3 separate regions of the Mus musculus genome follow, and all the other regions are linked to region 1. A link is a loop called in an ENCODE intact Hi-C map of the cell type or tissue named here. Cell type or tissue: left cerebral cortex. All regions are shown on one strand. Region 1 overlaps Sim1 (single-minded family bHLH transcription factor 1). Region 2 has its middle 97 kb from the start of Gm35917. Region 3 has its middle 76 kb from the start of Lilr4b.

Region 1 (8,000 bases):
TTCAATAGGCAGTAATTCAGAATACTAAAAATGTGCCATCATAGGTGGTACAGTAGCTATGCAGGACATGTAAGGATGTAATAACCACAATGTCCATAACTTTATTTGAAATCATTTAGTAGGAAATGTATACATGAAACATCCACCACATACAGCTATAGAAAACCACAAGAGAGGACTGGCGATTGTCAACAGTGCACTATTCATTCAACATCTAAGTCTGGAAAAAATGTTACAATATTTTAAGATGTATCTTAAGAGTAGAAGAGTATTTTTGAATTTTAAAATATACTAAGTCTGTAATCATAAAGAGAACCAGAATTTTCCATTTTCCTTTCAATTACTTTTCATAGTTTATTGGGTGTTTCACATTTTCAATTTTCTTCGCATTAAGTACTAATGTTTTCCATCTGAACTAGCTATGAATAATTACTACTACCAATTAAACTGAAGTACATATGAATTCCAGACTCAAGTCTTCATACATTGTACTTTCCCTTTGTACTTTACAGTCTTAGGTCTCTCCCCAGCAGTCACTGGCGTTACTTTCTCAATGTATCTATCTCCTAATACTAGGAACCAGGTAGCTCTAGAGCTTAACACACATTTGAAAGCTGTGGGCACTCATATATGGTTTTTACATGGCAGAGAACTCTATCAGATTATGCATGTCTTGTAGAAATCATAAACTAGTTGTGGTTTGTTTTATCATGGGGGTGATGTTATGAAAGCACTATTGTTGTTCCATTGAGCCTCAGGCATTGGAGAAACCAAGAATATTTGTAGCTATGGTGTCCTCTCATCTTTCTTTCCAGCTCTGGAAAATACAGTGTTCATATAGAAGCCAGTCAGGCAGAAGGTGTACAACACCTTTTCTAAATATTGCAGGTGCTTATTAAAGCAATGTTAGATTTCTGTTCATTGGTGATTTTATTCAATAATAATGACAAATTTTCCTAAGTATATTTTAACAATAAATTTGTCATCAGGAAATTAGGGAAGAAAAAAAAACTCACAACATAGCTTCCACTAAATTATCACACTCTCATTTGACCACTGGTTATTTAAATTTTCCCTCTACCTTCATGTCATGAAAATCACTTCAAAGTGTGCACTATATAAATGTTTACATTTGGAAAACATCTGGAGCGTCAAGTTATTTCAGAGCTTGCTTGGTGTTTAAGGGCTCTTTGAGGTAGTGTGTTTGGAAAGGATTCACTTTACCAGTCTCTGGCTGCACGGAGAAGTAGCCCGAGGAGCAAATGTGGTGATTCACTACTATCATAAAAAATCAATAGCCATCTATTTAATCTTCTAAGACAATGTAAAGCAGTAACTTCCAGCCAGATGTGTGATATACACATCAAACAAATAGCAACCTGTTCACTATGGAAATTCTGTCAACACACACAGAGCCAACTGATGGCATGTCATCTGAAGCAGTTTCCCCATTTGCAGCTATAAAAATTGTTCTGAGGATTTTTATGCAAGGAACAGGAGCTGAGACTCATTTTTAAAAGGGGAGGGGGTAAGCGACTCTAGCTTTCCATCTTGGGTGCCTGTGCACATACACACCTGTGCTCCCTTCTGTCTTCAGTTGAGGTAAACAATGTTCAGCAAATGTGTGCCACACTAGTTTTCCTTCCATACGTCACATATTTATGCTTATTACAGCCTTTTAATCTGATGTAAAGTTGAGGGTCTCTTTTTACAGCTCTCAAGAAATATGTAAAGAATGACATAGACAACAGAAGAAAAAAGAATACTTCCCACTGGAAGACAAAACAAAACATTTCAAAATGAATCCTAACAAATTAGGTTTACCCATTAGGAGGTAGAACTTGCATTTGGATCTTTTATAGGGGTCTGTGTGACTATATGCCCTGCTGTTGGATAAAGAATGAGTACTAACTACAGTCACCAACAGAGAACAGAGGTTATATAAAATACTTGTGCTGTCTTAGACATACAAAGCACTTTCTTTAAATTTTTTTTTCTTTTCTATTGTAAGCCAAACCTTTGCTATTTCTGTTTCATATGTTCATTTTATAAATTATACCTTGCCAGTTTCTTATGTTTATTATAATAATATGAAAAACTGTGGCCATTAGGTAGATGGTTTGCTTCATGATACCCAAAATAATGGTATGCTTTTACTCTGTAATAAAATACATTATTTTTTTGCTATTACAAATGTCAAATATTACTTTTGACATGTTTACTTAAAAAGTGAACAATTAAAATATGCTAAGTAGCCATCTATTATTCTTTTTCATCTATTATTCTTAAATAAGCAATCCTTACTTAAACCAAATTCATTTGCTGAGTCTAGTGAGTTATTCCTCTTAAACAAAGCACTGTGTTATTGCTAAGTATATTTCCAGCAGCTATATTTTTATTTGACAATTTAAAGCAATATGGAATGAATCCAAGCCGCCTCATCCTGTCTACTGTACTCTATTCCAAAGAGCATCCTTTAGCCAGCTTCCTAATGTCAAGATAGCATTTCTGCTAAGTGTCTGGTGTTTCCAAAGCAAAGAATTTCGAAGAACCCATAAAATCACAAGTTTTCAACGCCTTAAAAAATAAATAAACTGCACACTCAAAAGATTTCTTTTTAAAGATTTCAGCCATATGCAACTTTGCTTTCAGACTGCACCGAATATGCTTTCTTCAGCAGGCACATGCTAGACCACGTGATCAGCTGTAAGGCACAGTTCTGGAGAGAACAAGAATCCAGTGCAGCTGCAGCAGCTGCCCTGTCTATCACACCCCGCAGATCCAGTAAAGATGCACTCACAAATTCGCGTAGCTTAACCCGTAGCCTTTGCTTTCTAGGAGTTAAAGTTAGACTCTCTTGGTCACTCAGGCCCCCTTTGTGGTTCAAGGGGAGGGGGGGGGAATACTCTTTCAGAATTCTAACTTTGATTGGAGACTCTGTTTAAAATTAAGAACTTCAAACCCCAGATCTGAAAAAGTGAAACAGATGTCCAGTTTGTTACCAGTAAATGGCTCCGTACGGCGGATCCTTCCCTCTCTCCCTCTCTTTTCTTTCTGTCGCATTAAATTTTGTTTAATACAGGGTTCGCATGAAAAGGTTAAGAGAAAAAAGAAAGCAAATATGGACAGTATTGGGGGTGGGGGCTCCTAAATCTTTTCCTAGAAAACAATGAAGGGGAACTTCAAAGCTTTTGACCTGCGGCTGTGCAGAACAACCAGCACCAAACCGGAGCCTGGGCAAGCACACAGAAACACACGCTCTGTCAGAGAAGGTAGTCCCAGACCGACACTCACGTGAGGACGTAGTTGACGCTGACGATGCAGTGCGGCCTGGAGGAGCGGCTGTTGTGTACGATGGTGGCGTAACTCTGCACCCAGACCCAGCCGCCCTGCTTCGCCAAGAACCTGTAGTACTTGGTGGTCACTTGTCCCTTCACCAACACTGGAAGACAGAAGCAGATGATGATGCCCCGACAGGTCCCAAGCGCTGGGTGGTTTGAGTGCAAACCCATCCTGTGCTTTGATAACTGCTTCATTGCATGTGGGAGAGATTACAAGCAAATTCCCAATCAGTTGATTGACCGGTTAAACGGCATTGAGTCCGGAGTCCCACAAACTGATACCTATTATATGCTAATTGTTGGCATGACCCCTCCCTGGTGCCCCTGTCTTCCACACCAGCAAAGAGGAAAACATAGAAAGTTAAGGGTTTTCCCAGACTGGCTTTTCCTACTGCAGAAATCCAGCCCTAAATCCTCCGTCCTGGGAGATAAAAGCCAGGTGAGTTAATGCGCATGAGAAACTTAGCCTAGGTTGTTTAAACAGTTCTCATCTTTAGTGATGTTTGCAGGTGAAGAATAAAACCCCACTAGGGGAACACCCTCCTTGCCCCTGTCTCCATTAGTATTAGCAGTTCCATTAAGTCAGAAATACCAGACAGGGACATAGCAGTCCTTTTCAGAGTCTCTGTACTGCTACCACCTCTACCCCTCTAGGAAGAACTATCAGCAATCTGATGGACTTCAGCCCACGCGGTTCTATTGAGAGCAGTGTGGGGTCTTACGTAAGTGGTGTGCACAGCGTAGGTGGAAGGTGTCACAGCCATGCACGTGATGGTACAGGGTCTTCTCAATCAAGTCCTGAGGTTCATATCCAGTCAGCTCTGCCACCCTGGAGGGGACCAAAAAACACCCTTCAGATGAATGGAAGACTTTCCATCACGCTTTACCTGGGTTCCTGCCTCCATTTCTCCAAACCTGGTTAGATATTCCACCCGCAAAATGGGCTAGTAAGATCAAGGGACAGCTCTCTCTCGCCAAATGCTGCGATTGTTTAGTGCTGCAACTGTTCAGAGTCTCCGTCCCTCTCTCTTGGCTGCCTACTCACCTGGAGTCCAGGAAAATAAGCTTCATATCCAGACTGGCTCGGAACATGAACATGTTGCTGTGTAGTTTGATCTCTGTCACAGCACTCGGAGGCAGGGAGTGACCCACAGCCACCAAGCCCACATTTTGGTAGCATCCATCAAAGGGAGACATATCCAGGCTGTACTGGCGGATCTTCAGGTAGCCACTACAGTGAATGACCTGTGTTGGAGGGGGAGGGGCAAGAGATCGGGAAGAGATCCCTAACTGAAGGGGAGGAGTTGAAACACAGTAAAATTCCACTTGGCCACAAAAGCTTTGGTGCTCCCTCCCCCCAAAAATGACTGCACAGCCATGGGGAAGTCATGTAAAGAAAGAAAATAAAGACAGAGAGGCAAATGGGTGGTTCCCACCAAACTACCACAGGTAAGTCAGGGTAAGATCCTGCTCTCCAAAGATGCTGGCTTTTCAACTAGAGAATCCCAGCTTACAGCTAAGGCTTTGGTTCTTAACTTCCATGGGACACAAATGACTGAGGGGCCAAAAACTTGACAGTTTTTGAACTGTAAAGCTCCTCTCTAAAAGCAGCCTAGTTTGCAGACCCTGCAGAGACAGTCTTTTAAGTGTTCCCCGGGTTCCCACAAAGCTTAAAGACCATAGTGACGCTTTGAGGGCCTCACTACAAAGTTCTGGACGACACAAGTGTCGTCCCTGGGCCAGGAACCAACTTTTCCTGCCCCAGAAGCCTAGTCCTTGCCTGGCCACCCTCAGAGTGCACCTTCAATCTGTACCACACACCTTGTAGCCACCGCAGGTGAGGCCAGCATTCCGCTTGGCCAAAACACACTTCATCCTTAGAAAGAAGGAGCGTTCGATCTCGTACTCTGTGAGAAAGAAGAGGAAGGCTCAGGAGGAGAGAGGGACAGCCCCCAAGCAACAGTCCAGCGAAAGCTAAATCAGGGAAAAGCCCCAAGCTGACTGACAGGAGCAGAAGCTTAAGACCTGTCTGCCTTACCCTGTACAAAGTGAGAGTGGTAGGGCTGATGGGCTGTGAGCACGGCTGTCATCTCATCGTGGTCAGCCGGGTGGATATATTCATAGATGCTGTTCCCAGTCAGCTCTACCTGTAAAGAGGAGAGTGTCACTATCTCTGTAATGGTGCAATGCCCCTGAAAGAAGCTCAAAACTTGGATCAAGGGGTCAATGGGGCCATAAAGAAGGAATAGTCTCTGTTACTTGCTACCTGAATCTTATCTGTCTCTCAGCTTCCTTACCTGAAAAATAATCATCAGTATCAGTAGTGATGAGAACAATGATCATTACAGTCACATTCCTTGTAAGGTCTGGTAAAACAGCATAAGTATGTAAACTCCTCCCACCATGTCTGACTTATGGTAAGAACTCCAAAAAGTTGTGTTTGTCTGAGTCTGCAATAGATGCTAAAGGATGAGGGCAGTCCAGGAGCGGAGCTATTGAGTCATCCTGTCTGTCACCTAAGATGTTTTCGGTGCCCAAATGCAGATATAAAAATGACTGGGGAAGCCCTCCCGCGCAATTCCAACTGTGAACACTGCAGACTGGACTGGTGAACCACTCACCTACCTGAGAAAGGCCCAGGTGAACTGAAGCTGTCTCTGAAATGTACATGATCTTCCCATCTGGGGCCACCACGAAGATGAAGCCATCCAGAGTCTGGGGAGGCAGAAATAGAGTGAGAGAGCTGAAGAAATGAAGGGAGGGAAAGAGTCAGTTCAGAAAGGTGAGACTGTGACAGACTATCCAGAAGCAGGGCAAGGAGCAACCACAAGCTTCTCCTCTTTTGAACCTCCCAGGTCTGTAAGTGTTCAGCACGCTGACAGCTGACAGTTCAGAGTGAGGCTACAGACCAGGCTGAGGCCCGGAGATGGAAAAAGAAATCTGTGGCAGATGCACACAAAAGCTCTGAGTATGAGAGCTGAATCTCAGCCTTCAACAGGAAATAGGTCCAGCCCTGAGGACAGTGGTTCCTGTAAAGAACCTGTGTCAGCACTGAAGGGTCCATAGTGGCAGTGATCAGCACTGGAGAGATCCAGAGCAACAGACACTGGCTGACATGGGCGCACTGGCAATTTGATGTTATAGACAGAAGCAAGCTGGTGAAGACTCTGGAAAAAGTCAGGAGAGGGGGGATTTAGGAGATGAGAGGCTTTTCTGAGCAGCCAGTCTGTAAAGTAGTGTTACAGTGTGTGTGTGTGTGTTTGTATATGTTTACACAGATGCATCAAGCTGGCAGGCTCTTTATAAAGAAACTTCTTAGACTGCCCCTGCCCCTTCATCTCTGTGAATAAGGCCTTGGAGATCTAGCATGTAACTTAGACTGCTCTCAGGGAACATAAATGAATGCATTGACCACACAATTAAGTAGATAGTGATACACAGGCAAGAGAGACAGAACCTAAGCATTACAGAGGCCTCACTTTGGAGTTTCAGCAGACCCTTGAAGAGGGTCTAAAGAGAAGGCACCTTAAGCAGAAGAAATGATGTAATGAAGTCAAGGACTGAGGGGTGGGTTGACTTGTTATGTGAAGAACTGGTCTTTGGTAGGGCTACATTGGTACATACTCAGTAGAGTTTTAGAGTTTTGAATGTCAATGAGACCCTGCAATTGTTCCTGCAGACATTGTGATTCCAACAGACATTCTAACCAGGAGAATAATATGTTTTCATGTCCCCTTTTCCTAGAAGAATGACCTACAGGAGTCAGGATGAGGAGCCCATGTAGTGCACACTAAAATCGGGTCTAAGAAAGGGGGGAGTCTAATTTAATGATGATACTGAAAGCAAATGTTATGCTAATCGGGTGGCAGACACAGAAAGTAAGGTTGATTTCCTGGTTTCAGTAAAGATAGTAAGCAGAAGACAGTAACATTAACCAAGGCTGAAAACTTTGAGAAATTGGGATTTTGTTGTGAGTCCCTGTCATCTCTCCAGTTGAAAATCCAGATGATATATAAATAGAAATCAGGAAAGGGAGATAATACATTCTTGTCTTAAATATGTCTAGTTGGCAGTGGAAAACAAAAGTTGGGAGCCTGGGAGGTAGTCTACACTAGAGACCAGCTGGGATCATAGGGGCTAAACAGTCCAGGTGACAAGTGCTAGTATAGATCTTCCAGAGGCTTTGGAGTTCTGAGGGAAGAAACAGAGTTAGGAGTTTATTAAAATCACATCACAGCCAATAGTGGAAAGTTTTTTTAAAAGAGACAAGGAAGAAGAAAAGATAAATTGAGGAAATTATGCTATTGTAGAAACATAGGACCAAATAGAGTTGCCCTTAGTGTCTTTCTGGTCTTTGCCCCAATGCAGAGCATTCCCTAACTGAAAGGAGGTCTCCTCTTTCCCTATCTTGTTTTTTCTCTGTAATGTCTACACCACCAGAAACTCCACAGAACCACTAAAAATGGACACATATAAGAAGGGAAATACCAAGAGGGCAGGGATTTTTTGTGTGGCACACAATTGATCTTCCAGTGTCTGTTGGTTGAACAAATTCAGGTAAAACCTTGATATGTGGAGCCTGTGTGGAGCCTGTGTGGAGCCCAATGAGGGAAAATCAGACTGTAGGGAAGTGTTGCCAATGGAGAGGGGAGTGAAGAA
Region 2 (8,000 bases), 370 kb before region 1:
ACAAGGAGAGTGCTGGAGGAAAGAAGAGAACCTCCTTTTCTTGAGTCTCTCTGCTCAGTTGTTAGTAAAACAAGCTGCTGTGTATCATCTGTTTCGTGATGGGCAAAATATGATTGAGATCAAAAATAATCAAAGTACACCTGGTTATTATTTGTAAAGACTTAACAGTAAGTTTTTAATGATTAATTTATCTGCCACATAACATTTAATAGATCATGGAAACATCAAGGGAGGAATGTGGTTCTGCATCTCTAAAACCTCCTTCCTGGGCTCAGAATGGTAATAGGCGTGGAAGGCGTCATTAGTCTTGTTAGGGGCTTGTTCCTAGAGGAATCTCTCTGCATTACTTTTTAGAGGGAAGGTCAAGGAAGCCACCCCCTGGGACTCCCCTGCAGGATACAACTAACACACGCATAAACTGTATGGAAATGGCTAAATTATCTCTACTGAGACCTTGGTCTTTCGCATCAATCAAGTCCTTCTGAACTAGTAAAACAGATAAGCACCCTGCTGGCAAAAGTGTTACTCTCCTTATGCTCCTCATGACTGGCACTACAAATTTAACAATAAACAGGCAGTTATTTGTCTTACCTCTTTAAAAAACAAAATAAGTGTGCTGAAAGTCCTACTGCTGCATGGACATTTTTTTTTTTTTTAAGCGGGAGCAGATCTAAGAAAGAATTAAGTGGATTCTGTGTCACTCTTTTCCTCCCCCAAAGATTCTTTGTCCAGGATTCAGTCTAACTGCCACCTGAGCACATGGAGAAGGTGATGTGAATCTGACAAGCCAAAACAAAGCAAATAGGAATCCAGACTGCTTTTTAGGGTGGAGTGAGCAAATTTATCCTCTTCTGTCCCAGCTTTCAGAGAGGGCAGCCCATGTCAAAGCTTCATTCTGACACCTAATTCAAGGGGGGATTATAAGTCATCAATAACAATGACTGTAAAACACTTTGTAAATAAAAATGGCTTACAAGTTCCAATTAACAACAGAAAGTAGCTCTCTGGGGCCTACCAGGAGAAATAACTACACTGGTAAATTGGGTTTGCTTAGTATTTCAGTACCATTAAAAATGGACCTCTTTTTCCATCTCCAATTCAAAGATCCAGATATGATTTCTTTTCTTATGTACACTACAGTGTGTAGTGCTTTCGAGAAGAGGGGTTGAATAAAAAAAAAAAAAAAAACACTGAGTTGAGAATTCCTTGCTATTTAACATGAGTACTCTCAGCAAGCATGTGCTCTAGGCCCCTTCATGCAAAACAAGAAGTAGGAATAGAATGCGAGACCCATGTGCCTCCTCTCAGTTTACTTAGGACTTTCACACATACATTAATACACTGTAAATGTAACCCAGAAGCTGTCCGTTGAGTATCTAGTGTGTTTCAGGCACTGGACTGACACCACAAGAGTTTTCATTTATATCTCACTGTGAGGGAATTACTGAATATTGCCACAATAAAATTGATAGCCATGATTATGGGCCAGACATTATTTTAAATATGTTATTAGTTAACTCACCAATACTAAGAATAATCTCATAAAGAATGTACAATTATTTACATTTTAAGATTGGAGAAATTTAAACAGAGAGGATAACTGAGTTGCTCAAATCTCCAGAAAATGGAGATTTGAACTTTGGCAGTTGGAGTCCAGACACCCTTATCCACCATTACCTTCTTGGAAAAGAGGCCAAACTCCATACACCTACCATCTAGGGTATCTATCAGGTGGCAAAAAGGTAAATAAGATAAGACAGATAAGATCAGCCTGTCCTCTACTTCTTGCCTGAAGCCTGACAGACTGGCAAACAACTCTGGGATGCTAGGAGTCACAAGAATGTGCAAAACAGCTGTGAAATATAAATAAAAGGTAGCATTTCATTTAGACAGGACCTTCAGATAAGCCTCTAGAAAACAATAATTCATTGTGGCTTCCATTTCCTTATGCCTTAGTTTTGTTCCCATTACTCTTAACACTTTTGGAATAAAAATTTATTGCATGTCCACAGGAAGTAATTTCAAACATAGAGTTAAGTCAAAATTAGCACCACTCTCAACTTTTAGAGGCAACTCTGAAATCTTGGTCCATAACATCAAAGCCTGGACTTCTGGAGCTTTACAGAAGGCAGGTAGAAAATCCAGAGTTTCCAATGTCTCTTTAAACATCATTACTTACTGAGCATCCTAGGGCAGTGTCAGCTGGCTGTGGGTTTGGTGGCCCTGATAATTAGAAACACTAACTACAGTACATTGAGTGGGAAGCAGTGTCTGACTCGTCCTATGGAGACCATCTCTCCAAAAAATATTACCTTCAAATCAATGCTGCCAACAAATAGAAATACCCCACTCTCCAGAAAAGCAGTTTGGCGAGAGATGGCATTTGAAGAAGGTCACTTGAAAAATGGGGAAGGAGAAAGAAAAGTTCAGAAGGACCCTCAGCTTCTGTGTGGTCCTTGATTTCTTCCAGGCAAGTAGGGGAATGTGGCAGGAAGTAAAGGTTAGGTATGTTCATATTTTACTGTATAAATATGTAAAATTCTCGGAAATAAAAATTAAACACAATAAAACTTAAAAAAAATGTGTAACAACCCTTTTACTGTATTTCTCAAAGTTCTCTTTATTCTAAAGTCTACTGTGAGTTTGACACAAAAGGATTGAGTGGAAGCCTTTCTTCAATTTTCTCCTGGAGTCCTTTTTTCCAAACCATCACATGGGCCAGTGACAGGTAAAGAACATTAGAACAATGTCCTATTAGAAAAGGACCTCTGGACATTTGTATGGAACCTTTCAGAGAACTTTTAAATTGTACAAAAAATACAAATATATTGTTTTGACAAACAACACACTCTAATTGAAAATCTGTGGTCCTAGTTATGGCATTGCATGCCAGGCTGGCTTACCAGAAGTACCGAGAACAGCACCGGTGGGGATGGTCTGTCCTTCAAAAAGATCTGTGACAGCACTCACAATAAACAGGACCCACCTACAAAACATGAAACCTATTCTTGTTACTCTTTTGTCATTCTTTTGTGTAATGACAGCTTATACATTTACACACCATGAAAATCTGTATTTATGTTCACATGGTGTGGAAATTGCAAGAAAACCTTCATTACTTTTCCCCCTTTTAAAGAAAGCAATTGTAATTCATTGGGAACAAATAGGGAATCTATTCACATGTATTACAGCTTCTTGCTATGCAGACCTGAGTGAGTTAGCAAATGTGCCCGCCCAACATGACCTTGAGATTGCAGAGGCAAACTGGTTGGTTATGACTGCACCTTACCGCTACCACCACACACACAGTCTTGTGGCTTGGATATTCTCTCCCCAGATAAAGGCAGGTATGGCCTATGATACATTCTGAGTTTACTCAGAAAGTTCTCAATGATATACATGGTCTGCTGACTCTCAGGGCAAGGATTGGAGCAGCCCAGGCAATCCATCCTAAGTGTCCTTATGTGTGTGAACCTCAGCAGAAGCCAGCTGAACAACACCTTGCAGTTGGATTGGTTGGGGGACAAGGTACCCCCTGCCACTTTTTCCCCCTCTCCATGTCTCTTGGAAGTATCATTTTATTTCATACAGAAATAAGCTGATTAGTATTTAAAAAGCAGCATCCCTTGACTTCCACCAATGTGTTTTGATTTTCATTCCAGGCTTCAAGTCCTGCCTGCATATATTTAGCTGGAAATCATCCCCCTCCTGTGATAGGCACTGGGTCCAGGGCCTGAAAGTACTTCTCTTCTTCCAAATCTTGCTTACATTTGCATGTGAAAGGAGAGAAATGCTTTTGAGTGATTAGTCATCTGAAATTCTGCACCATGAGGGGGAAAAGTGCTTTTGGATACTTACAGAGAGAAAAATCTATATGAACAATGAATGCCATATTGATGAGCTGGAGGGAAGGGGTGGTGTTTTAGTGCATCATTATGAATATCACCCACACAACAATGAAACCATTATTTCCACATACAAATAATAGCTAACTGGAACATTGCACAAATATGGTTTTCTTTTCACTTCTTTGATTTTTTTTAAATATTAATTCTATAGTCTTAAAAAGCCCTTTCTCTGACCTGATATTTTCATGCCATATTGAAGAAACTGGTGATCAATATGTATTGATTTGATCACTAATTGCATTAATTTTGTTTTAGAAATTAGAGAGGCTCTAATGAGGATGTGAAGTCACTTCAAGACAGTGCACTACTGGTGGGCTAATTTAGCTGGACTCTGTGCATCAGATTATTTCATTATGAGCTGTCAATTACCATACAAACGAATGAGATAAATAGCCTTTTCATAGTAGATTTACATTTTTAATTCATCTATAAATTTCAAGAGCTTAAGTTAATTTATACCCTAACATCATATTTAATATACAAACAGTTCAGTCACATTATGCATTAGCTATATAAACCCTTTCTTCAGTCCTTTGTGTTATGCTTTGAACAACATTAGAAACAACCTGCATTTTATGTTTTTTCATGCTGTGTTTACTCCCTTAAAAGAAAATTGGAAATAATTAGAGATATATTGGGTTTTGTTAAAATCTTTTGTGTTATGTTAGCAATTTGTACAGTGAAGCAACAACAACAGCAGCAAGAGTAAGTATGTCATTTAAGGCACACAAATGCTAAGAATATGAAATAGTCAAGCTGATTTTGAACTTGAGTATAGATACTAAAGTAACCCCCTCAAAATTCTGTGAGTATATTTCTGTTCATAAAACTTACTGTACAACTTAACTAAATAAAGAGACTCCAGAAGCAAGATTTCTACAGTAAAATTTGATTTGATTTGATTGTTGGGAATTAGGAATGGGGTGTACAGAAGTTTAGAATTCTAGAATATAGAGAGGAAAATCAAGTCATCAAAACAGAGCCCATTCTATTTGAGAAAAATGTACAAAAGTGAACAAAAATAACAACAATAGTATTTCACATAGCTGTTCACAGTCCAGAAGAGGTAGTGACAGTGAAAATTTTTTTCTTTTGTTTTGTGTTTGTGTGTGTGTAGTGTTGTTGTTGTTGTCTGTTTTGTTTTGTGGTTTGTCTCCTATTTAGGATTTTATGATAAGTTTATAAACATAGAGTCTAGGAATCTAATTCCTACATGTAAGTTTTCAAACATGTAAGTTTTCAAACCTTAAAAAAAAAAAAGAAAAGCTCAACAGCTGAATTTAGACTCTTGTTCAATTTCTTGTTCACTGGTGTAAACAACATCATAGCATGATAACAAAAACATCCCTGGATTTTGATCTTAGGACATTTCATAAGCAAAGGCTTTGTGAGAGAGACATCAGAGTTGTGGGCTCACCGGAAGCCAGGTTTCCCTTTGGCATTTAGTATAGACTTCTATGTCTCCTGTGAAAGCTTCAGACTCACTGAAAACCTCCAACATCCAATTTTGAAGTTAATGTGATGCTCAGGAGATTCATATGCACATTAGAGTTAGGAACATTCATCTACGAAGCAGAGCAGCTTAAGCAAAGATTACCTAAGGATGCTGTTCATAGTGGCAAAAATCAACTCTCATGTGTATGTAAAACTATGGTAGTAGAAGTAGGAATTTAATTTCAGTACTTGGTTCTACAGAGTCACATAATTTTGTGGCTGATTAGTTATTGGCTGAACTCACAACCAACTTTAGGAACTGCTTGCCATAGTTATAAAGGTGTTAAATGCAGGAACTTTCAGAATCTATCCCTACAGCTGAGTATGTACAAGGCAAGTAAATAGTTGCCCTTGTATAGACACAGCTGAGCGCACTTAATTAGTGACAATTACAACATTGTTCTCAGCTGCCTGAAACCTTGCTCCTTTCCTTTGGATAAACTCATTTAAGTAAACACAATGTCAAGAAAATGGACAAGCCCTTTGACTTGCTAGAGAGCTAAGAAAGTGGTATATTCTTCTGTCAATTAGATGTGTGTCTTTTAACTGGAATTATTAAAGAAAACTGGACCTCCAATGTACTAATAAAAAAAATCTCACAGCAATCTTTACATTATTTATATTAGTTATTTGACATAAAATATATAGCAAATACTCTTTTTCTTTTAAGAACTTATACTAATAATCATCACAAACTAAGTTTACACTAAGAGCGGTTCAGAAAATACTTGGAAAAGCATTTGGAGTAGTTTATAGGCTCATGGATATGTAGTGTTTTTATGAAAAGAAAAAAAAATGTGAACTTTGCTAATGCTTGGGTTAAATACTCAAGAACAGTTTTTTTGTTTTTTGATTTTTGGTTTTTTTGTTTTTGTTTTTGTTTTTCTTTAGAATTTTACGATTTCAACATTCTTCAATCACTGGACTAAAATTATTTTAAACCTAATTTTTTCGAGGCCATGAATTTGAGAAGTGAGGATGGAGGATGCATGGGAGGAACTGGACGCAGTAGTGGAGTAAAATCTGATGTAAATATGGTACTCTATGAAATCTTCAACAAATAAAAATAAAATGTATAAAAATGTGTTTTCTCCTACCTCTGAAGGCTAAATGAATAAAAAAGTTATTCCTAAGAACCAAGATAGGCTTTTACAGTTTTGTTTTACAATTTCATAGTTAATAGTCCGGGGTTCAAGTGAGCAGAAAATACATGCTGAAGTTCTGTGGTTTCCCAGTGGCACCACAGTATTTCTGTCATTCAGAAGATGTATGTGTTTCTGTTTTCCCATTGGGAAATCATGACTGGTGTAGGGGTCGCTCTGATATATTTACATAACCTCCTGCAGGTCTTTTAAAACCAACAGGACGAACCCATACTTGTACTCAGAACAGTATTCTGGATGATTCTACTAACTGGTTGCAACCAACCCAACAACATTCATCCATTCCTTTCCATGTCTTTTGTTTGTTTGTTTTTGTTTTGTTTTGTTTTGTTTTGTTTTGTTTTGTTTTGTTTTGTTTTGTTGAGATAGGGTTTCTCTGTATAGCCCTGGCTGTCCTGGAAATCACTTTGTAGACCAGGCTGGCCTCGAACTCAAAAATCCACTTGCCTCTGCCTCCCTAGTGCTGGGATTAAAGGTGTGCGCCACCACGACTGGCTCCCTTCCATGTCTTTAAATAGATATTTTTGTCTCAGGTGTATGACTTTCTGGAGACAAAATGTCTGATGATCTTTTGCAGCATTTTATATAACTCTGCCCTTGGATTCTTCTAAAATACACATAAATCCTAGGATGCTGAGATGAATAACTAGGAGTTTAGTGGGGCCAATTTTTATTCTGTAGGCATACATGGTGCCTCTCTAATGTGTTCCTTTTGCTTTCTACTTCACATATTTTCTTTCATACACCTGCCAAAATCCTTCCTATGTGAAGACATTTGAGGCTAATGTCAGGTGATATTTAGTGTTCCCTTTTCTAAACTGGTGAATTTCTATACATAACTAATCAATCTTTTGTCATACTGGCTTGTAATAATTCAATCATTAGGACTGTGAGTCCCAATTATCTCTGCAACTGCACCTCTTAGCAGAACATTTTTATTAAGCTAGTGAACACTTAGTTAAGGGCTCTTCAAACTCAACCCAGATATTTGAATCCCTGAAAAAACAAAACTATCCTTTCCTTAATCACTAGTATGGTGTTGAAGACTTGACAGTGGAGACTGGAGAAATGGCTCAGTAGTTAAAGTACTTAACTTGAAACATGAGGACCAGAGTTTTAGTCTGTAGACACCATATGAAAGATGCACATGGGTGGTTGATGACTATTATTTCAGCACTTGGTAGGTAAAAGCAGAGATATTCCCCAGTGCAAAACAATCCAGATTTAGTGAACTCTAGGCTCAATGAGAGTCACTGCTTCAAAAAAGAAAGTAGAAAGCAATCAGGGGCGACACCTAAGTTCAACCTTGGGCCACCACAGTCACATATATGTGTGCATGTGCTCACACAAACATACATACAGGCATGTGCAAAACACATATATGTCCCCCAAATGGCAACAGTTATACTTTATGTTTTCCCAAATTTCCATGAAA
Region 3 (8,000 bases), 490 kb before region 1:
CCCTGGACCACCCCCTCCCAAGTTTGCATAGAAGAATGGAAATAGACCAACATCTATTACTCTGCACAAAATCAAGTTCAGGTGGATCAAAGTTTTCAACATAAAACTAGACACACTAAGTTTAATAGAAGAGAAAGTGGAGAACTGCCTTGAAATCATTGGTACAGAAGAAAAAAAATCCTGAACAGAACACCAATAACTCAAGCACTATGATCAACAATTAATAAATGGCACCTCATTAACGTAAAAAGCTTTTTCAAGGCTAAGAACACCATCAATAGGACAAAATGGCAGACTACAGAATGGGAAAATATCTTCACCGACCCTACATCTGAGAGAGGACTAATATTCAAACTATATAAAGAACTCAAGAAATTACACATCAACAAACCAGTTAATCCAATTTAAAAATAGGGTGCCAAGCTAAACAGAGAATTTTCAACACAGGAATTTCTAATGTTCAAGAGACACTTAAAGATATGTTCAACATCCTTAGTAATTAGGGAAATGCTAATCAAAATGAGTCTGAGATTCCATCTTATACCCATCAGAATGGATGAGATGAAAAACTCAATTAACAGCACATGCTGGTGAGGATGTGGAGCAAGGGAAACACTACTCCTTTGCTGGTGGGAGTGCAAACTACTACAATCACTTTGAAAATCAATTTGGTGGTTTCTCAGAAAATTGGGATTAGTTCTACGTCAATACCCAGCAATACCGTTCCTGGGCATATACCCAAAATATGACCAATTATACCACAGGGATACTTGCTCAACTATATTCGTAACAGTTCTATTCCTAATAGTCAGAAATTGGAAAAAATCTAGATGGCGTTCAAACTAAAGAATGGATAAAGAAAATGGGATTCTCTTTCTCTCTCTCTCTTTCTCTCTCTCTCTCTCTCCCCCCCCCCACACAAATGGAATACTAGTCAGCTATTAAAAACAAAGTCATCATGAAATATGCAAGCAAATAGATGGAAATTGACAATATCATCCTGAGTGAGGTAACATTCACTTCTCCAAAAAAAAAGCATATATGGTGTGTACTCACTTGTAAGTGTACATTGGTCATAAAGTATAGGATAACCATGCTGCAATCCAAGACCCAAAGAAACTGGATAATAAGGAGGGCCCAAAAGAGGATTTGTGACTCACTCAGAGGTGGACGGAGAGAGGGAACTGGGTAGAATAGGAAGTGAGAAGGGGTATGAGGATGGTGACCAGGTGTGGAGGAAGGGAGGGTGGGAGAAGGCTGAGAGTGAAAACTGGATATTGGGGCAGAGCATCTCTGGGACTAGCCAGAAGACGACTTTGATTCCCAGAACCCTCATAGTATCTCACAACTATTTGTAACTCCAGTTCTGGAATATTCAATGCCCTATTGTGGCCTTCATGCACCCATGTGATGCACAGACATACATTCAGTTAAAACATTCATACACTTCTTTTTAGGTTCTTATTTTTCTGCCTGCTGGGTCATATAGTTCTGAAAAGTAGCAGGCAAGCTATGTGGAGCACTTCTGAAAACATCATGAGCAGTTAGTAGGGAAAGGAACAGGACACTTATGGGTAAGATGCAATATTTTGCATTTTGAACAAAGATACATAGGAGAAGCAAATGAAGATAGCCAGAAGCATTTCTGCAGTCAGGACTCCTTAGTTTTCTGATACTTGGCAGTGTCTCATGTGTAAGAGTTCAGTTTAGAAAGCAGGTTTTATGTGGTACTGATTCTGGCTTTGTTTACATAAAAAATGGCAATCTTGTAGGAACATCTTTTGCTAGACTTTGGTACTGATTAGTTTACGAGCAAGGTCTGCCCTTAGCAAATGAGAACACACATACCAGATCATTAGGAATAGAGAAATTGGGGCTAGAGAGAGATGGCTCAGCAGCTTAGAACAATTATTAATATTGTAGTGGCCTAGGGTTTGATTTCCAGCATTCACATAGCAGTTCATAATTGCTTGTAACCACTACCAGGATATTTCATGCCCTCTTACAGCCTCTTCAGGTACCAGGAAATCAGGTGCTACACAAACACACATTCAGGCACAACACCCAAATGTATAAAATAAAATAAAATAAAATAAAATAAAATAAAATAAAATAAAATAAAAATTTTCAATGTCCTCTCTTTTAAAAGAGTATGGAGAAAAAAAGAAACAGTAATTAATAACAGGACATTCCTATCTTTATGTTGAGGAGATATCAAGAGTACTAAAATACTGAACCCCAGGGGCTGGCATCACTTGTACATCACTTGGGCTGTGTAAGGACCATCTTTCCTTTTATGTTCTGTTAGTCATTTGCAGATGCTCTCTGGACATTCCAAATATTAGTATTATGGGCTTTTTAACAGCATGTTATATTGCAGCTCTGTTGCTAACCGTGTTTCTTCTTCGGCAAGTAGTCTTAAAAAGTTAAATAATGAGCAAATGACTCTTTAGATACCAGCAATTCTGATGGAGTTCTCTTGAAAACCCTTCATCTATGGCCAGATTCCTGGGAAAGCTATTCACTGAGGATATCAGAGAAAGTATTAAAAGATCAAGCATTGCTCAGAAAAAGATGACAATCCGATTGTGACACAGATGGAATACATTCTAGAAATTAAGGTCCTCACACGCCAAAGATCTGAAAGTCATGTCTCTGATGCCTGGTGAAAGTGAGTTTCACACCTGTTTTATACTTCATATTTGGACTAAGTTATAAGCCATACTGCAGGTGAATGTACAATATAAGAGTTGTATTTTACTTTCACTTAGCTAATGCAGTCTCTGTAATAGTATTTTTTTAAAAAAATGTAGCAATGTTTTAGTTTGAGCCAATTTTTGTGTTATAAAATTTGATTTTCAGCAGATTAAATTTAGTAATAAAATGTTCTCTTTGTCAGAGGATAAAAAGGAAAGGCCTGAGGCAATGGTGTTTTTTTAATCACTAAATTTTTGAAATGCATTTGGTTTTAATAACCATAACCGCACATGGTAAAATATGACAAGTATATTTTTTGGCTGTTCACATTTTCATCTGTAAATAGGTTTGCAATTTAGCCAACAAATTTTCTTGTCAAGGAGTGGAGTATCAAAAAACATTAAAACATCTGTGTTTTCACAGAAAATAACATCACATTGCATGCAAATTCTTGAAAAGGAAAACGAAACAATCCTATATCTTCAACCAATGCTGAAGCTTCCGAAAAGCTCTTCCGTATCCTACCACTGTGTGGCGCTGCTTACGTTAATTACGTTGTGTGTGTGTCGCACCCTGTGTGTTTAAAAAGCTCGATGTTGAAAAGAGTAGCACGTATTTTAGTTTAGAATGACATCAAGTTCTGGAATCATTTAATGAATATGAGTTCTCTCTGTAGATTTAAATTCACAGCCTCATTTTCTCAAGCCTGATGAGCAAGAAATGATCACCCTGATGGGAACAGAGTTCAAATCAACTATATTGATAATAAATTTGGTTTTCTATACTGGTATGAATTTTGTACAGAAAAATGAAGAACAGAGATCCTTCAAATATCTAAAGCATACAATTGTCTCATTCCAGCTGTAATTCCTGTCTGACAACATCTGTGATAACAGGACTCCAGAAACTGATTGTTCTAGCTGGCTGACAGTGTAGAAGGAAGAAGTATGATTTCCTAGAAAAGAGCAGGAAATTGATATTCCTCCGAGTAGTGAAACTGTTACCTCCATTCTTCTGAAGCCACATGGTTTTTCAGCTACTTTTTTTTATAGCAAGACCTTCCTTATTTCCTAGATTTGGGCTCCCCATTATTGCCTGCTTGTTGTTAGCTTTACTCACCATAGTAGTACTTTGGATTTCACCTCAACCCACTGGCCCCCAAATTGGTAGATTTCTTGTGGTCTGTGATCAATTTCTAAAAAGAGAAAAAATCTGAGCCATCAATGGATTGATAGTCTTGGGTGGTGGCCCTGTTCTGGTCCATGCTGGTCCAGGCTCGGGGAACAGGAGAATTACTTTGCTTAGAGTAATACGAATCTCAGAATGCTAATCAATGCAAAACAGCTCAGCAAAAAGAAGCACAATTGAAGTGAAATGAATAAAAAGATGTAGCATTAGAATATTGTTGATAGTGCATTTCAATCCCTCCATGCTCAGTAACTTAAATCGCAGTATATATTTATGGATGTATAGTCTATTCAGATATTAGTGCTGTATGCATGCACAGTCTCCTGGGACTTGAACCTGAGTAGAACAGCAAAGGCAGGTAGATACACACACCAAGGGCTAGAATCAAGTGGCCTGGGCTCTCTGCTGGAGAAGCTTCAGAAGCTTCTGCACTCTATAAGCTCACTATATTCGTTATGTGAACTTGAACAGAGAAATGGGGTTACTACTAGATATAGCTGAATAAGTATACAGGGTTATTACATACAAATAAATATACAGGTAGAATTTATGGCATACCACTGGATCAGGGAGGAGTTATCACAGTAGGAGTCGTCTCTACAGTGGCAATCTTCAGGTCCTAAGTAAATCAGGGAGGGAAAATTTTGGTGGAGATTTTCTTGGTACACCCTGTCAAGATGCTCTTAGTCCACTGAGGAAGGATGTGCCATCCCTCTGAGCCTCCAGGATGGAGCCTTCCAATGGGTCAGAAGTGTTGGAGTCTTGGCATGGTACTGCAGTGCCATAGCAGTTGACACATAGCAGTGCTGGTGTCAACAACACACATGTATTCAGAATGTCAATCATTCAAAGCTTCCTACACTCCCTACTCCATCATCATTTTATGTTAGGAAATTTATTGTGGAAACACCTGAGCCTTTATCTCACCAGATTTGACTGTGTTTTAATACAAAAAGGAAGGGGGAAAAAAAACCAATTTCCACAGCTAAATAATCCCACAAGATTTTTTGATTTTTTAAAAAAAGTATTCTTTAGCACCAGTGGTTTGGTGTGCTTTAGAAAGCACACAGGCTCTAAGGATGGAATGACTTGTCTGTCTGCTTTAGAATCCTGAGACTTGGAGTTACCTTCCTCTGAAGATCAAATTCAAGAAAGATGGACAATTTAAAGGACCTGATAAGATTCTCTGACCCAAAAGACTTTCTCCACAGAAAGCACAGTGACTATGACTGGGTTCAGCCATATTGAGCTACTCCCTCTGGGGCGGCAAGTTTGCTTCTGCCCTTTCCGTGGCCTCTGTCACCTAGGTTCTGTGCATGCTCTCTCTGACCCCGAAGTGAATGAGAACTACCTACCTTCTAGAACTGGGATGGTCTAGATAGATGCTCCTCATCACTTTTTTTTTCCATTTTTTTATTAGGTATTTAGCTCATTTACATTTCCAATGCTATACCAAAAGTCCCCCATACCCACCCGCCCCCACTCCCCTACCCACCCACTCCCCCTTTTTGGCCCTGGCGTTCCCCTGTACTGGGGCATATAAAGTTTGCGTGTCCAATGGGCCTCTCTTTCCAGTGATGGCCGACTAGGCCATCTTTTGACACATATGCAGCTAGAGTCAAGAGCTCCGGGGTACTGGTTAGTTCATAATGTTGTTCCACCTATAGGGTTGCAGATCCCTTTAGCTCCTTGGGTACTTTCTCTAGCTCCTCCATTGGGAGCCCTGTGATCCATCCATTAGCTGACTGTGATCATCCACTTCTGTGTTTGCTAGGCCCCTGCCGTTGTCATTAACAGAAAACAAAGGAAGCATGAAAAGCATTCTTAAATATGGAAGCCTTGTGACAGCAGCACATTTGTGGCATTAAAACAAAAACTTTGTCTCCAACAGGTAACAGGAAGAATGAGCTCTGAAAAAGGAAATTGGTGACTTTAATTCCATACTATCACTAACAAACTATGCTCAGGTATCAACCTCCAACTCTCTGGGTCTGTATTTTCCTTCCTATAAAAAGATGAGGTCCACTTCTCCTTTAATTATCTCTGCATTTATATTTCTTGTTATCCAAATGGAACTCAATTAAAGTGTCTGTACCCATTCCAAAGCAGTTTTTTTTCTTCTCATATTAAACCAGGATGTAGTGTGGAGATGCAGATCTGTCATCTTTCACTGTGAGAGAATAAATAGACAAATCGACCACCTCCAATAAAGCGGGCTTCTGTCAAGTGCTTTATTTTAAAAGATAGTCTGGATAACTTCTTTCCATTTGGTGAAATTAAATCACATCCTTCACCAGGGCTCACTAGCACATACCAAGCTTCCAAACTCTGTGTCTTGAATAAATTATAGAAAGATGGGATGTGGGGGGGCTGGGCAAAACAAAAACAAACAAGCAAACAAAAACAAACAAACAAAAAAAGAAAGATGGGATGCTACAAAAAGGTTGCAGACATAGACTCTGGAACCAGGCTGCTATATTAGTGCCAAATTCTGTTATTTTACCTTCAACAAATTATTCAAACTTTCTCAACCAGTTTGTCTCATATGTGAAACTTAAATGGAGCCTTCATCAAAGTGTGGTTTTAAAAATGATTAAAAGCAATTAGGACAGTTCTTGGCCAAGCATAAGTACTCAGTAATTAGGGTGTCCTTATTAACTAAACATGTTAGCAAAGAAAGAAAAACTACTGGGCTTTGGTATGATGTAAGGAAGTTCTCAAATAATCAAATGGTTATAGACAAATTTTGTTTTGACAAACTTTTGTTTGCTTTCGTACGGTCTGAAAATTTGTCCCTTATCACCAGAACCTCACTGGAGTGGCCAGAAGCCTCTTCAGAAGTCTAAAGATCAAAAGAGCAATAATTGTCACGCATTGCCCCACATGACCGCCTATGCAAACGGACTGGAAGACTTGCATACTCTGGCCCCTCATTTTATAGACTCTTCCCTACTTATACTAGAGGGAAAAGGCAGGAAGAAATGTAAAATACAAGAACATAGGGAAACAACTGTCAACAATTTCAAGTAAAAAAGAGAGACAGGAGAGATATTCCCAAAGCAAGCTAAAAGAGAAATAAAGAACTCGTATTTTCCACCGATAGCTCTGATGATAATTACAAGGGCTAGTGACTGACAAATAGCTGTGTGCTGGGATCTGCACTACCCTCAGCAAATGTAAAAGCTCAGATGGACCTTTCTAGAGACCCAATGCTGCAGAGGTCATCAGGACTTCATGAAGAAGATGCCAAAAAAGATAGAGTAAAATGGGAAAGTATATGTAGAAAATCAAATGCATTGCCAACTGTATAAAAAATTTACAGGTATAATTTGTTCAATATTTTATTCATCTGCTTAGTAAAGCTGCTTATCATTTTGTCCCTGTTGGTTTAGACTTATTCTCAGTTTTGTTTTGTTTTGTTTTTGGTTGTTTGTTGTTTTGTTGTTGTTGTTCTTGTTGTTTGCTTAAAATTCTCTGTATATCAGGTCAAATTAGTTTTTGAAGAACTAACCAAGTCTGGAGAGTCTCTAATGACCAGCAGGTGTTTACCCTCCTGATGCACAGAATGAGAAGGGGAGGTTCCTGTTAATTAGACTCACCTCCATGATTTAATTCTCAGCAAGTAGAGTACTTTGAGTTGCAAGACTAAATATATGAACTAGGGAGAGGTGTTACAAAGCAAAATCAAATATTGAAGTTCATGCTATCTTGCAGGCTTGCAAAGCTATAATGTTGGTACTCCACTGCACAGTTTTCAAGGCTCCTAACACAGTTCCTTAGTTTTCCATGATGAAAATGAGACCCACAGACATTCACAGTGGCTCAAATTCACCCCACTTAGGAGATGGTCTAGGTATCACTCAGCATCTACATCCTATCCTTTTCTAATCTGATCCTCTCAGAGATCCCTTTTATGGGAAGATATTTGTTTCTCTCTCTTCTTACGGTATAAGCAGAAAGAATTATTTTAGTCAAACATAAAATAAAAGTTGCTGGTGGCACAACTTTTATTTAATTTTTATTAGATATTTTCTTTATTTACATTTTAAATGTTATCCTCTTTCTTGGCTTCTCCTCCAAAAACCCCCTATCCCCTGTCCTCTACCCCTGCTCAC

What was found. Hi-C counts contacts between places; a loop is a spot of excess contacts. Peaks named below come from ENCODE experiments on the same cell type or tissue, not always from the same donor. Only the 100,000 strongest peaks of a DNase experiment are listed, where the experiment ranks them.
Region 2: a loop joins it to region 1, with 3 times the contacts of the local background. A loop is called at or near these places in 6 of 42 quality-filtered maps.
Region 3: a loop joins it to region 1, with 4 times the contacts of the local background. A loop is called at or near these places in 14 of 42 quality-filtered maps.

What each region holds. Positions count from the first base shown.
Region 1 is chr10:50,905,966-50,913,965 of GRCm38, reverse strand. Sim1 (single-minded family bHLH transcription factor 1) reads right to left here. Exons shown (of 11, transcript NM_011376.3): 3 at 5,967-6,056; 4 at 5,380-5,488; 5 at 5,163-5,248; 6 at 4,387-4,586; 7 at 4,064-4,170; 8 at 3,295-3,442. Among named protein-coding and RNA genes, the nearest start is that of Sim1, 14 kb to the right of the region's middle. In left cerebral cortex, no CTCF peak of the experiment used is centred here; DNase peaks (open chromatin) are centred at 2,728 and 3,730.
Region 2 is chr10:51,280,448-51,288,447 of GRCm38, reverse strand. No RefSeq gene overlaps it. Among named protein-coding and RNA genes, the nearest start is that of Gm35917, 97 kb to the right of the region's middle. In left cerebral cortex, no CTCF peak of the experiment used is centred here; a DNase peak (open chromatin) is centred at 3,737.
Region 3 is chr10:51,400,577-51,408,576 of GRCm38, reverse strand. No RefSeq gene overlaps it. Among named protein-coding and RNA genes, the nearest start is that of Lilr4b, 76 kb to the left of the region's middle. In left cerebral cortex, a CTCF peak has its summit at 3,213; a DNase peak (open chromatin) is centred at 3,225.